Regions from separate parts of the Homo sapiens genome. Here region 1 is linked to region 2. The links are chromatin contacts, found by Hi-C or POLR2A ChIA-PET in ENCODE. All regions are on one chromosome and are shown on one strand. The core of a region is the stretch at or near the end of the contact, and the rest is flanking DNA. Distances in the headings are between cores, read along the strand shown. Region 1 overlaps COBLL1 (cordon-bleu WH2 repeat protein like 1). Region 2 holds the start of SCN3A (sodium voltage-gated channel alpha subunit 3).

The links. A loop is a pair of places that touch in the nucleus more often than their neighbours do. ChIA-PET counts read pairs that join two places held with the same protein, here RNA polymerase II (POLR2A). Pooled maps may share reads with other maps.
Region 1: a loop to region 2 is called in a map of OCI-LY7, with 3 times the contacts of the local background. The contact joins the enhancer-like site here to the promoter of SCN3A in region 2. A Hi-C loop is called at or near these places in 1 of 168 maps with a recorded cell type or tissue (OCI-LY7), 11 of 37 single-sample maps with no recorded cell type and 5 of 50 pooled maps. POLR2A ChIA-PET finds 5 or more read pairs at or near these places in 2 of 52 experiments (OCI-LY7 and activated CD4-positive, alpha-beta T cell).

What each region holds. Positions count from the first base shown.
Region 1 is chr2:164,750,447-164,756,816 of GRCh38, forward strand. The region is part of intron 2 of COBLL1 (cordon-bleu WH2 repeat protein like 1); the gene reads right to left. Among named protein-coding and RNA genes, the nearest start is that of SNORA70F, 66 kb to the left of the region's middle. Within about 2 kb of position 3,910, at least 2 of the 41 ENCODE cell types and tissues checked have a DNase peak (open chromatin) inside an H3K27ac peak, as active enhancers do; they include OCI-LY7, where a contact is called at or near this core.
Region 2 is chr2:165,198,581-165,205,339 of GRCh38, forward strand. It overlaps SCN3A (sodium voltage-gated channel alpha subunit 3), which reads right to left and starts at 5,470. Exons shown (of 28, transcript NM_006922.4): 1 at 5,243-5,470.

The DNA of each region.
Region 1 (6,370 bases), core at 2,660-5,159, 450 kb before region 2:
AACATATCCTGAACTTCTATACTTTTCACCAGCTCCCTGCTACCACCCTGGTAATCAAGGCATCATCTTTTCTTGCCCAAACTGCTTCAAAAGCCTTTTCACTGGTCTCTCCTGTTTCTCCTCTTGTCCCTTAAAATCTATTCTCCCCTGTAGTAGTCAGAGTGAACTTTTAAATATGTATGCCATTAGGTCAGTGGGGGAGAAAAACAAGAAAGAAGACATAAATCAGATCACATCTCTCTAATCCTTCACTGGCCTTCCAATGCATTGATGAACCCAAATTCTTTTCCTTGGCTTGCAGGCCCCAAATGAGCTAGCCTGGTGGTTCTCAAAGTATGGTTTCAGAGCAGCAGCCATAGTACTTGGCTGCCGCACCCCTGAGACAGACATAATCAGAAACATTAAGGGCAGGGCCTTACAATCCACATTTGACAACTCTCCAAGTGATTCTGATGTATGCTAAAGTCTGAGAACCAATGAGACAACCTCAGCGCCCCTCTTGTTACTCCCAGTTTCAATGCCCCATGTAATTCACACTGGCATTCTTTCCTGAAATAGACCCAGTCTCTTCACATCCAAGAGCCTTCCATAGCTTTGCCCTCGGTCCAAAATGCTTTTAACCAGAAAACTTCAAATTGCCTGCTCCTTGAGGTCATTCAGAATTCAGATAAAATATTTCCTCCTCTTAGAGGTATTCTCTAACCACTCAAAAAAGGTACCAAGGCACACCCCACCCATCGTGGCCCACTCTTCACATAGCCCTGCTTGGTCCCCATCACATTTATCACTATCTGAAATCATCCTGCTTATTTACTTATTTCCTTGTTTTTTATTTGACCCCAGAATAAAAATTCCTGGAGGGCTGGGACGTGGCCTGTCTCATTCTCTGCTGGCACCTAGAACTATAACTGGCACAAGATGGGGTTCTCTATGAGCATTTTTTTTTATTTAGTTGAGGAAGGAAGGGAGGGAAGGTCATATTAGTTTCATCAGTTCATAGGAGAGCAAAAACTTGGTGGGTTGCTGAGAGTCAACCTGTTCTGTAGCCAGAGGTATAAGAAGTCATTCAAGTCATTCATGAATATCTACTGCTAAGTCCTTTAAAGGTGCTTTTGGTCTACATTTAATCTTATGAGGCCATTGCCACTGCCATTTAGCTGGGGTTTACAGAGGTTTAAGAAATTTGCCCCAAAGCGCATAGAACATGGGACAATTACAAATGAAAACCCACCAAATCCCCCCGCCAATAACCCTAGCAAAGGCCACCCAAATAACTCCCAGTGTTTAAATAAGCCCCAAAGACATGCACATGGATAAAAGATCTCAATCCTCAGGAAGTTTCTAAATGGTTTTCCTATTTGGGGAAGGGATTAAATTGGGACTGACAAAATTTTAGATTGTATGAAGACTCCCTCATTTTGCCCAGACGCTCGGTAATTTGCCTGAAGCCATGTAATCTGTGGGACAGGACTCAAATCTGTAGCTTCCTTTGACCAATGAGAATTATGATTAATATCAGAAAAGAATAATCTAATTTTTCATTTTTAGGAATGGGACTCAACTTTCAGTTATACTTGGTATAATGTACCAAGCAAAGAGGCAGTGGCATATTCACATCAAAGAAGCACATATGGAATGCTAGTGTCATGTCCCAACAGTAAAAGCCAAACAGAACACAAGAAAAAGTAGTTTCTATCCAGTATCAACAGCAGCTAATCCTTGAGTGTTGACTGTGTGTTAGAAAATGTTTTTTACCTGCACTAACTCGTGTCCTTACTACACTATATGAAGCAAGTGCTGCCACCTCCACATTCCAGATGAGGGTGACATGCAGACAGATTAAGGAACTTGCCTAAGGTTCCTTAGCCAGTAAGTGGTGGAGCTGAAATTTAAACCCAAGGTGTCTGATTCTGAAGTTGGTGCTCTTTACTACCACATTACATCATTTCTTTGAGATCTTAAACATTCATCAAAATAAACAAAAACAACAAGTGAATGAGCAAAAGCCAGGTAGTGAAGGAGAAAAAAATATGTGGTTATTGAATATCTTCTAAGTCCTGTACAGGTGCTTTTTGTCTACGTTTAATCTTATGAGGCAGTTACCACTGCCATTTAGTTGGGGTTTACAGAGGTTTAAGAAATTTGCCCAAAAGCACAGAGAGCATGGGACAACTACAAATGAAAACCCACCAAATCCACTCCCCACTACCCAATAACCCTAGCAAGGGCCATAAGCCTCAACATTTAAACAGGAAGGCAGATACCAGATGTACCCATACCCCAGCCCTACCACTGAGACAGCTACTTCCCCAGGTGAGGTTGGAGAAACAATATACTGGACATCAAAAGGCCTGGGAGTATCCTAAATGGCCACTTGTGTTACCGTAAGTAAATCACTTAATTTCTCTGGCCTTCCATTTTCTCATTTACAAAATACAGGTATTGAACAAGATGATCCCATGCCCCTTTACCTCTGACATAAAATATTTATGCACAATTTTGTTTAGAAACTGGAAATGGAGACAAGATAGTTAGGACTAGGGTCAAGGCAGGGCACAGTGGCTGCACTAATTTACAAGTAGCATTTGGTTGAAAGAGTCACATGGACAGGACGCCCATTCCCAGGGAGTTCTTCCTATGCTGAGAACACTTCTGCTCCTGGTCAGGAAAGGGTCTCCTCTGAGGCTCACAGGAAACAGAAGCCTGGAAAATGGGATCCATTTCCAAGTGCTTTTCTCTCTCTTGGCATTCACACTAGGAAAAAATGATAAAGGGAATGGCAAACCCAAAAGAAAATTTTGAAAAGCTCTTGTTTCAGTCTCCCACACTCAATTATTTTACATTTCAACACCTGGAATACCAAGTCCCTACCACAAGCCATTCATCACTTCAGGCTTTCTGCCCCCATAGCACCTCCACTTAAGTCTGACCAATAATCCATAGTCCCATCAATTACATCCCATGTTTCTGCCACCTTAAATCTCTCTCTCCAAGGTGCACAAACAAAAAAAAAAAATGCAGAGATTTCTATTATCTTAAATACGACTTGCCTGCTTCTTCCAAGTACTCTTTCAAGTACCTTGTCATTACCCGCCTTTCTTTTGCAGCAAAACTTCTAGGACTCTGCTGTCCAATATGGCGGCCATGTAGCTACTGAGCACTTGAAGCATAATTAGTGTGACTGAGGGACTACAGTTTTAGTTTATTTAGTTTTAATTTGAATTTTAAAACTGATACTTGATTCAGTTACTGGAAAATGTTTAAGTATATTTGGGATAAGTTGAGTATGGGAATTTTTTTTTTTTTTTTTTTTAAGACAGAGGCTCACTCCGTCACCCAGGCTGGAAGGCAGTGGTACGATCTCAGCTCACTGCAACCTCAGCCTCTTGGGTTCAAGCAATTCTCGTGCCTCAGCCTCCTGAGTAGCTGGAAGTATAGGCATTCATTACCATGCCCAGCTAATTTTTGTAGAGACAGGGTCGCACCACGTTGGCCAGGCTGGTCATGAACTCCTATCCTCAAATGATCCACTTGCCTCGGCCTCCTAAAGTGCTGAAGTTACAGGTGTGAGCCACCGTGCTGGCCCAGAATCTATTTTTTCAAGTATAAATTTCATGACATCTAAATACAGATCGGGTATTTCCAATGAAAATATAACATCTGAGTTGAGAAGTGCTATAAGTGTAAAATACACACTATATTCCATAGACTTAGTAAAAGGTATTAAATATCTATTGGTAATTATTGTATGCTGACTACATGTTAAAATAATATTTTTATATACTCAGTTTAAGGAAATACATTTACCATGGTGGGCCTTCTCTAAGATGATGTCCAATGACTGCTTCCTTGTGCAGTCTCCTCCCTTTGTACGTGGGCTGGACTTAGTGACTCACTTCCAGTAAATAGAATGCAGCAACAGTGATTGGCTGTCATTTCTGAGATTAGGTTACGAAAAGACCATGGTGTTATTTTAGGTACCCTCCTGCTCTGAGAGAATCCAGCTGCCCTATGGGGAGTCCCATGTGGCAACTGACATCTCAGGCCAATAGTCACAAGAGTGAGCTTGGAAGCAAATCTCTCCCCAGTAAAGACTTGAGCCCCAGCCTACACCTTGACTGCAGTCTCATCACTCAACCAGCAAACTAGAGAATGACAGTTCTACATACACGCTGTACCTGAGTTTCAGTTTCAGGTGATTTGACGTACTCGCTGTTCTAAAGCACTGCTCCTGGCATCACCTACATTTAGAGCACATCGTCTTTGCAATCCAAGAACCTTTCTTGTTTTACACAGAAGTCTATTTTAAATTCTTTTAGGACCTTGTCTATATTTAAAGGAAACATGTAAATCCTTTTGTTCAATAATTAGCTATGATGATCTATCACACCCATCTCTGTGTGACAATGAAGTAGAGCAAATCCAAAGACAAGACACAGGTTTCCGGCTGGGTGCAGTGGCCCACACCTGTAATCTCAGCATTTTCGGAGCCCATGGCAGGAGGATCACTTGAAGCCAAGAGCCTGGATGACATAATAATACTTCATCTCTACCAAACAAATTTAAAAAATAGCCTGGCATGCTGATATGCACCTCTAGTCTCAGCTACTCGGTAGGCTGAGCCGGGAGGATCACTTAAGCCTGGGATGTCAAGGCTGCAGTGAGCCACGATTGTGCCACTGCACTCCAGCCTAGGTGACAAAGCAAGACCCTGTCTGCAATAAATATATGAAAATTTTTTTAAATGTTGTTTTTAAAGACACAGGTTTCCCTCTAGCATGTAGAGTATGGCAGAAAGAGTAAAGACGTAGCCAAGTGACTAGCACAATGCAGGAGTGAAATACCCCAGGGTACCTTGTGCATAGTTTCCAAAGTACATCACCTTATCCACCAGAAAAATTTTTTGAGTCAAAAACCATTAACATAATTTTGCCATTTTTGATTAGTACATTACCTTCTGCATAGTATGTTCAATTAATTCTTAAAGAATGAATCTACTTAAATATAGTTTCATTAGGTTGATTTTTTGTTGTTATACCTCTCTCAAATCTTCCCCTTTTACTACTTTTAAGGAACATAGCAATTATGTAAAGTGGGCCACAGGACACAATAGAACCTCTTTGTATCATTAGACCTTTGAGAATAAGGTTAGCATGAGTAGATGAAGCTTTATTGTAATTTAGTTGTCATATACCCAGAAAGACATAACCTGCTCTGTGTTCTAACTCATGTAATAAAAGGGTCATGTAGGTAATGACAGGATTCTTTAAATTTAATTTAGCTCGCAACTCAAAAGCTGTTATTTCTTAAATGAAATTAGATAGTTCACTTGCTTCTAAATGCCCTTTTAAATTCATGTAAACAAATGGACAGTATTTATCATCCTGCCATACTTTTCATGTATATATAAAAAATCACTATGCTGTGCAAGGGTGGTTCCCAAATACATCTTAGAAGTTGTTCTGCCTCATGCTTAGTTATCATTTCAGACCTTTAATAGACATAGGGCCAGCTTTTGTTCACCTTACTCTAAATACATTCTATACATATAGTACACACATACAAATGTGTGAGTATACATACGTGCGTATAGTGTGTATATGGCAGCATGAGAGAGAGAGAGAGAATGAGGGAGGGAGGGAGGGAGAGAGAGAGAGAGAGCAAGAGTGAGGGAATGTGCTAGTGAGCACCATGAGCACTTATTTTCCTTTGGCTTTCACTAGAGGTCTATTCCAAATTCACTTGCCAAGTAACTTTTCCTGAAGCAACTCTTATTCTCCTATTCTAAGCAGATATGTACTCCAGTAGAAAACATATGACTCCTAAAAATACTTGTGGTGAGGAAAAGTTTAATATTCACTATGATAGCCAGTTACTGAGATGCTAAGTAACATAATTCTCTCTCTCCATTCCCCCTCTACTCATCATCTTCAGGTAATTTCCAGGGAAATTTCTTTAACATTTAGTAATATCCTAATAATATTTTCAATTCCAAAACCCTGGTTTCTATTTTTTGTTTTGCTTATAATATCTAAAATAGTTAAAAAATGGCAAAATATATTTTTATAAAAGTTGATAGAGTAATAGTTTATTCCTAAGCAGCATCTCTAAGTCAATAAACTTATTCTAGTATCTATAAATTTAAAATAAGTGCTTTAGATAATCGTTGTATAACTTGGCCTTCACTGTTTTTGGTGGGGACATGTGGGCGATACGGCAGGGAGAAAACAAAAATATCTAGCTCACTAAATACATACAGTGTAATCTTCCAGTGACAACATTAATGCATTCCAGAAAGGCACAGGGTAATAAAAAAAGATACACACTTGCAAAAAGGAAAAAAAATCTACATACTAATCACCAAGAGTTA
Region 2 (6,759 bases), core at 4,220-6,719:
AGGGAAGTCATTTGATGTAACAGTCTCCTAGCAGTGAGAAGGCGTTTTCCATTTTAAAAAGGGCATGCATTCACTTTCTAGTTCCTCAGGCCCAACATGAATGGCTTTACTGCTTTCTCTTACCTACTTTGCCCATGCAGGAATTTATGTTCGTTTCTTCTAGAATTTATTATTTAAGGTCATGACCAACCATTATATAAATTCCATGAAAAGAAAATGCTCAGAGTACTTGGGAACATGTTTAGTTAGGCATAATAAAAACAACTTATATGGAGAAAAATAAATGTCACAAGCAGAAACACCAAGGAGACAGAGAAACTAACAAACAGGTGACTAGTCCTCAAATAGAGGCTTAAGCCCACAAAACGTGTCCTATTAAACCTTATGCAAGAATATGTTGGACTCTAGACCAGAAGCGCAATGTCACTTGTTAGAAATATGAATTGGAATTTAGTGAATTATTCCAGTTCAAGCTCTTTCTTGGGAAAGGAAAAGGACAAAATGTTCTGTACAACCAAAGTAAGAATAAAGTATATTCTGAAAATCAGGAGATTAAAATTCCCAAAAGGGAGCTTCTTGGCAGAAAATGGTCAAAGTTATTTAAAGAGTGACTTTGAATTCACCCATTGAATAAAACAATATTAAACCACTATTTAATAATTAAGGGACCATCATTTCTCTAACTTTGCTCCAGCACAGAGTTTAATCACATGAAGGGCTCCCTATATGCAGTCTCCAAAAAAATGAAAACCTAATTCAATTCTTACAGAAATAACTCCAGATTTCATAAGGTTTCTCTGAACTAAAACCCCTGAAAATTCATTTATACAACCACACCCAGCATATGTTTACATGTGCTGTATTTTAATATTGTAAACTTGCTTGCAAGTTACTTTTCAGTTGTTCTTTATTCATAGATCTTGGGTAAAACCTTCTTTAAAGTTCTTTCCAGAATGTCCTTTATCATTTCAAATCCTTACAGGAAAGAAGTGGGATATTAAAAAAAGTAATAAAAAAAAAAAATACTTGGCACATTGAAACTTGTGGTATCCAGTTAAGTAGGTATTCATATAAATTTTAAAGAATTATTCTACTTTAACAAATTATATTTCTGATGTAGATTCAGATTTTAGGTATCCAAAGAGCTGGTGCCTATCAGGAAGTTAATAAAACAAAGTATGTCTGTGCTTAGTAAAAGAGCAAGATTTTATTTATTGCTGTATTATTAAGAGGAAACACTATTCTGCTCCGAAATAGGTGTCTGCACTTGTTACATCCCATTAAAATATAAACAAAGAATGTGTTAATTTCATCCCAGAGGGAAAAATATTTTCAGGTAAAGCTGAACTAAAACAGTAGCTTCTCAATCAAAGATAAATGTGTGAACCGACAATATAAAGCAAGAATATGATTTTCTTTCTTCCAAATTTTCTAACTACCTCAAGTTACAATTGTTCAGTCTACCTCAAGAAGTAATTCAGATGTCAGGTTCTATATGGATTTGCCATGAAAGTTGTTTATAAGGTAAAACGTAAGCATGACATTTTGAAAATGAAAGCAGTTAGAATTAAAATTAATCGAAAATTTAAAACGAACCTAAAAGTACAGAAATAGAGTTAAGTAATTATATTTCACTGGTAGGTGGGTAATTAATCCTCACAGTTTTGGAAAACTGGTAAAACAACCATTAATATTAAGGTGCGAATGAATAATATATTTTTAGGTGACAAATGAAACATGAATTCCCAACCTTCAGTGAGTTCATGTTTCTATACATAAATGAAAATCAGAAAAAAGTAATCTTCACAGCTACCTATGTAAAGAAATATCACTATATAATCAAGTGTTAATTTCTTGGTGAAAAAAAATCTTTAAATGCTTATTCTTATGGATGCTTTTAGTTATCATCAACCCTAAAGATAAGAACTCGTAAGAGCTGGGAGTGACCTAGAACTGAGAGACAGATGAGCAACAAATTCCAAGCACCGCATTTGTCTAGTTGAGAAACACTACCCTCATATTTTTAAGCCTCCCAAGCTCTTAGCCCTCTCAGATCTGCCTAATCAAGAGTCCATTAAGTCATCTTGGCTGCCATGAAGATGAAGCTGACAGCGCAGTTACTTGAGTCAGTTTAAAGAGGCCTAGGGTGGTTGAAGGGAAGGATTAGGAGGCCTGGGGTGCTGAAAGGTCATCCAAGTTCTAGCTCCCAAAGACCCCAGTAGCACACAGCTGTCAGGAGCACGAAGCTACACTTAGAAACAACCTTTGGAGGAAAGCAGGGATTTTGCAGTCCATCAACCATTCATCAAGCACAATTTGCCTTTCCACATCTTATTGTACCGTTAATAGAATTGAAGCATTAGAGAGTTTGTGAGTTGATCACATAGCAAAGACTTTCCTGAGATTTAGGTTCAGTTATCTGGTGGTCTTAGTAGAAATTACTTGGCGTTTAAATGTGGTTTTGGTGAAACCTAGATTCCCTTTGTGAATCTTTACAGAAACTTCGTCTAACAGGTATATCCTCTTAAGGCAACGTGAAATAAGGCCCTTTGCCTCTATTTTCATAAGAAGAAGAAAGTTTTGAAGTCCGTGATAACATATTGGGCATAAATAACTGTCTTCTGGAAGGCATTATGAGTTCTATAAACTCTCCAGGAATTGCCTGGAATGTTAACACTAAGTGATACTATTATAGGTACACAATTGTTGTTGTTTCAGCAAGGGCATCCTTCCAGGATGAGAATTATTCACTTTTCAGGTACATAATTATTTGGCAGTTTTATTCTATCCTTCCTGTTGTGGTGGAAGATATTATATCACCAGCACTAACGATAACAATAATAACAATGATGAAAATTTATGCCTTTATGTTTGTCCTGTTCCTTTTGATGTGAGTTAGGATGGCAGGGAGAGAGAGGAAGGAGGTTCGTAATCATGTTCCAGGATCTATACCAAGCACTGAACAGACATTATTTTAGTTACACAATCCTGTAACACAGGCATTATTATTCCTATTTTAAAGATGATGTAATAAAGGCTCAGAGAGTTTAAATAACTTGTCAGGTAATAGTGGCCATAAAATGTAACCTGCCAAGCTCTTGCTCTTAACCACTTCTCCATGTTGTTTCCTGCTTGTTTCCACTACAGAAGGAACTGGCCAAGAAACGCCCCTATTTCTCTATTTTACCACTTTCATGTTTAGCACATCAATCATAATTTACAACTCAGTGAGAGTCAAAGTTGTATCTTAATTAAGCTGAGAAACCAACTGAAGAAAAATCCAAATAAATGAGGATCAGAAAATTTTAAAAACAAAGTATTCTTATACAGCTTTGATTCTAATTTCCTTCCTTTGTAGGCAAGGAAAATGCTCTTCAGTGATACTTGGGGTCTTTTCTGAGACAACAAAACTCACTAGTAGCAGAACATGAACCAGATCCCAAGACTTTCAGCTCAGGGTTCAACCTTTTTATCTTCAGTACTCAAATAAATCACAGCATTTTTCTCAACTTTACAAATGAAATCACCACTACATTCTTTTAAAGAGTAAGTTATTCAAATGTGTTTGATATATCATTTAATCAAAGCAGGTTTAATTTCCGAAATTTTTGAAAGAGCGCATTTTGTGAAGTGAAGAACTCTGAGTGTATTTGCTTTTTCACATGGCGACCACATGTATAGATGAATAACTAAGAGACTGTTGCAACTATACCAAGAAAAATAAAAGCTAACATTTGGGGCCAAAATTAAGCATTCATTCATAAATGTAAACCAGTTCAATCAAGACCAGCTCTGATGCTTACTCAGAACAAAGTTACTCACATTTAGTCACCTGTAGAGAAGCATGGTGTGTACAATACACTCAAGTTAATTAACAGCCATTTCTGGGAACCCTGTCCAAAGAAATAGTTTTCTTTATCTCCTATGGTAGGAATTCTTCTGAAATAGACAAGACCCAGGGCTCTCCTCTCAGGCAACCACTATTTTGAAATGTTTTTGGGGGGACTATTATTGCTACTCAATGTAAAATATTAAGTGAGATGTCAATATTTTTCAACATATCATTAGGAATTACAGTTTGGAGGCCTTAAGTTCTATTTTTGAAGCCCTTTTAGCCAGTACTGACTGGAAGCCCTGTTGAAATCAGAAGTCTTCATTTCATATAGGGCACACTCTATTTGGAGTGAATGTGATGAAATGTTTCCATGCAAATTCCTACAAGCACTTATGCCTTTATCTTTGTCCTCATAAGCCACATTATACTACCTGTTGTGTATTTTAAAACCCTGTATGATTTTTAAAACTTATCTTTCAATTAATATGTATAGATTTTCTGTCAATAATTTCTTATTCTAATTATGTGGTGGCTAACTGAATGAAACATTTATGGTTATGATATAGAATATTCTAAATACAACTACAGACAATATGGATCATAGATAAAGTAAATTATTGTTTTATGGCTCCAGTGGTTCTTCCTGGTAATTAATAAAAATAAACAGTTATTAAATATATACAGAAAAACAGCAATCTATCAAGCTTATAGAACAATTAAGAATATATAATAATCTTTAAATCAATAAATTAAAAGGTAAACATTTAATATAAAATGAATATATTAAAGGATAAAGAAGTAGCATATTATGGAACATATAGAGATTATTTTATTTTTTGAAGGTTCAACCTCTTTTAAATGGTTAGTATTGGTGTTCTTTTCTCTATGAAAACAGATTTTAGAGAAAAATGATAGTGTATTTCACAAAGCCAAACACCTCTATATTGTTATCACTCCCTATATGCATGGCCTCTCTAAAGCTGTTAAATAAAAAACTAAAGCACAAGAATGATAGTTCCAATTTCACTATACATTTATGTTTAAAAAATACTGGACACACTGGGCATTTAAATAGATGACATACAGCCAGGAAACTCATTAGACTAGCTTTAAGTATAATAAAAAATATTTTTTCTGAATACAATTAATCATAAGCATCTACAAAAACACAAGACCATTGATGCCTAGTATGTACCATAAATCACCATTTCCAGACAGGCTCTATTTTCTTTGAAAGATAAAGAAATAGTAAGCAGTTTACACATCAAACGATGCCTTTGGTTCCTGTAATTTACATTTAAACAACACTGGGTTAAAAATAGCAGCATGAAGATGATTTTAAAGTAAGGAAAATGACCTGGTAGCTAGGTTCTATGGTGCAGATAATGAAATGTTTTGTCAGCTTACCTGATAAAACAGAGCCTTATGAATTACAGCATAACAAAGCCCAGCATCCAAGATGGTTAGGGTATAACGTGTCTTCCTCTGCAGCTGTTCAGCTTTTTTTTTTTTTTTTTTTTTTGACCACAGAGGTTTACAAATTAGTTACAATTTTTTTTCTTTCTTTCTCTGTGGATAAGAAAACAAAGAGACCTTTCCAGAATCCTCTCTGCTTATGCCTCCGCTTCCTGTTCTGAGATTCACTCTATGGTACCCAACATATATCAGAAAACAGCTTTGAGGAAAAAAAAAAAGAAAGAAAAAAAGGCCGATCGCACTCAAAGTGGTACCGCCATCTACTGGCGGACACACACAAAATTGAGCCAAAGAAAAAACATTCCCATTATCCTCTGTCACAGGGAGGAAAGTAAACCTGCATGAAGCATGGGTAGTCATGAAAGTGCCCCAAGATGACAGTAGAGAGGTGATGTGAGCTAAAATTTCCCAACACACTAAAAAAATGTAACTTATCTACTACATATAAATATGTATGAGACCTTTTACATATTCAGTTATTTGCATCTCACTAATTTTTTTAAAAAATTTTATCACTTTGTTGTTTTGCATGATTGTTTCACACATAAACTACTAAAATTAAAAGATATATAAATTACTGTTTGAAAAATAGGTTTTAAGTTTACATTACCCTTTACGTGTAGAGTTTTGCGAAAGCTCCCTTGTGGCCTGCTCTAGTCTTTTGAAAACCTTTTCTCTTCCTGGGATGAATTATTTTCAAGGTGAGGAATTTGACTCCTTAGAGAACAGTGTAAACACATACTCACTGATAGTATTTTTGTGTTGCTTTCTGGTAAAACATTTGCAAGAAATATCTAAATGTAGAAAAAGATTCTATACATCAGTGAACCTAGCTAATATTATTTATTAGGATATTGAAGCACACAATACATAAAGAAAATAAAAATAATCCATCAGTTATTAAGATATTTCTCAATCCAGATGTATGTTATTGTTTCATCTGACCTTTCATATCTACTTTAGAGCAAACAACTATGATTTTATTACAGTTTATCATCAATTAAATAAATACATTCATATTGACAAACCAACTGTATGGATGGACAAAAATGATGTCAAGTATTATATTAGACTTGAAAAGACACAGAGAGAAACACACAGTGCCTGCCATAAAGGAGCTCATACAAAGAAGAAAAACAAATATAGCTGATACCATATTTCCCAGCCATGTGTTCAAGAACTGTTAATTACATACTTCGTTTTCAATTGTGGCCCCCATTTTGTCTAATGGCAGAAAAATAAATCTAGTCAGTTCCAGGTAAACTAAATTACTTGAGGCTTTTCCCAATGATTTTGGGTTTGCATTCAACCAATACATGATTTTCCTCTTCTATCTCTCCTTCTCATGGAGACTGATCTAAGTTCAGGATTGTGTACATATATAGAGAAAGCAGAGTATGATCCCGTTCCCCCTTTCTCCACATGGGCATCCACTGAGGCCAGGAGTC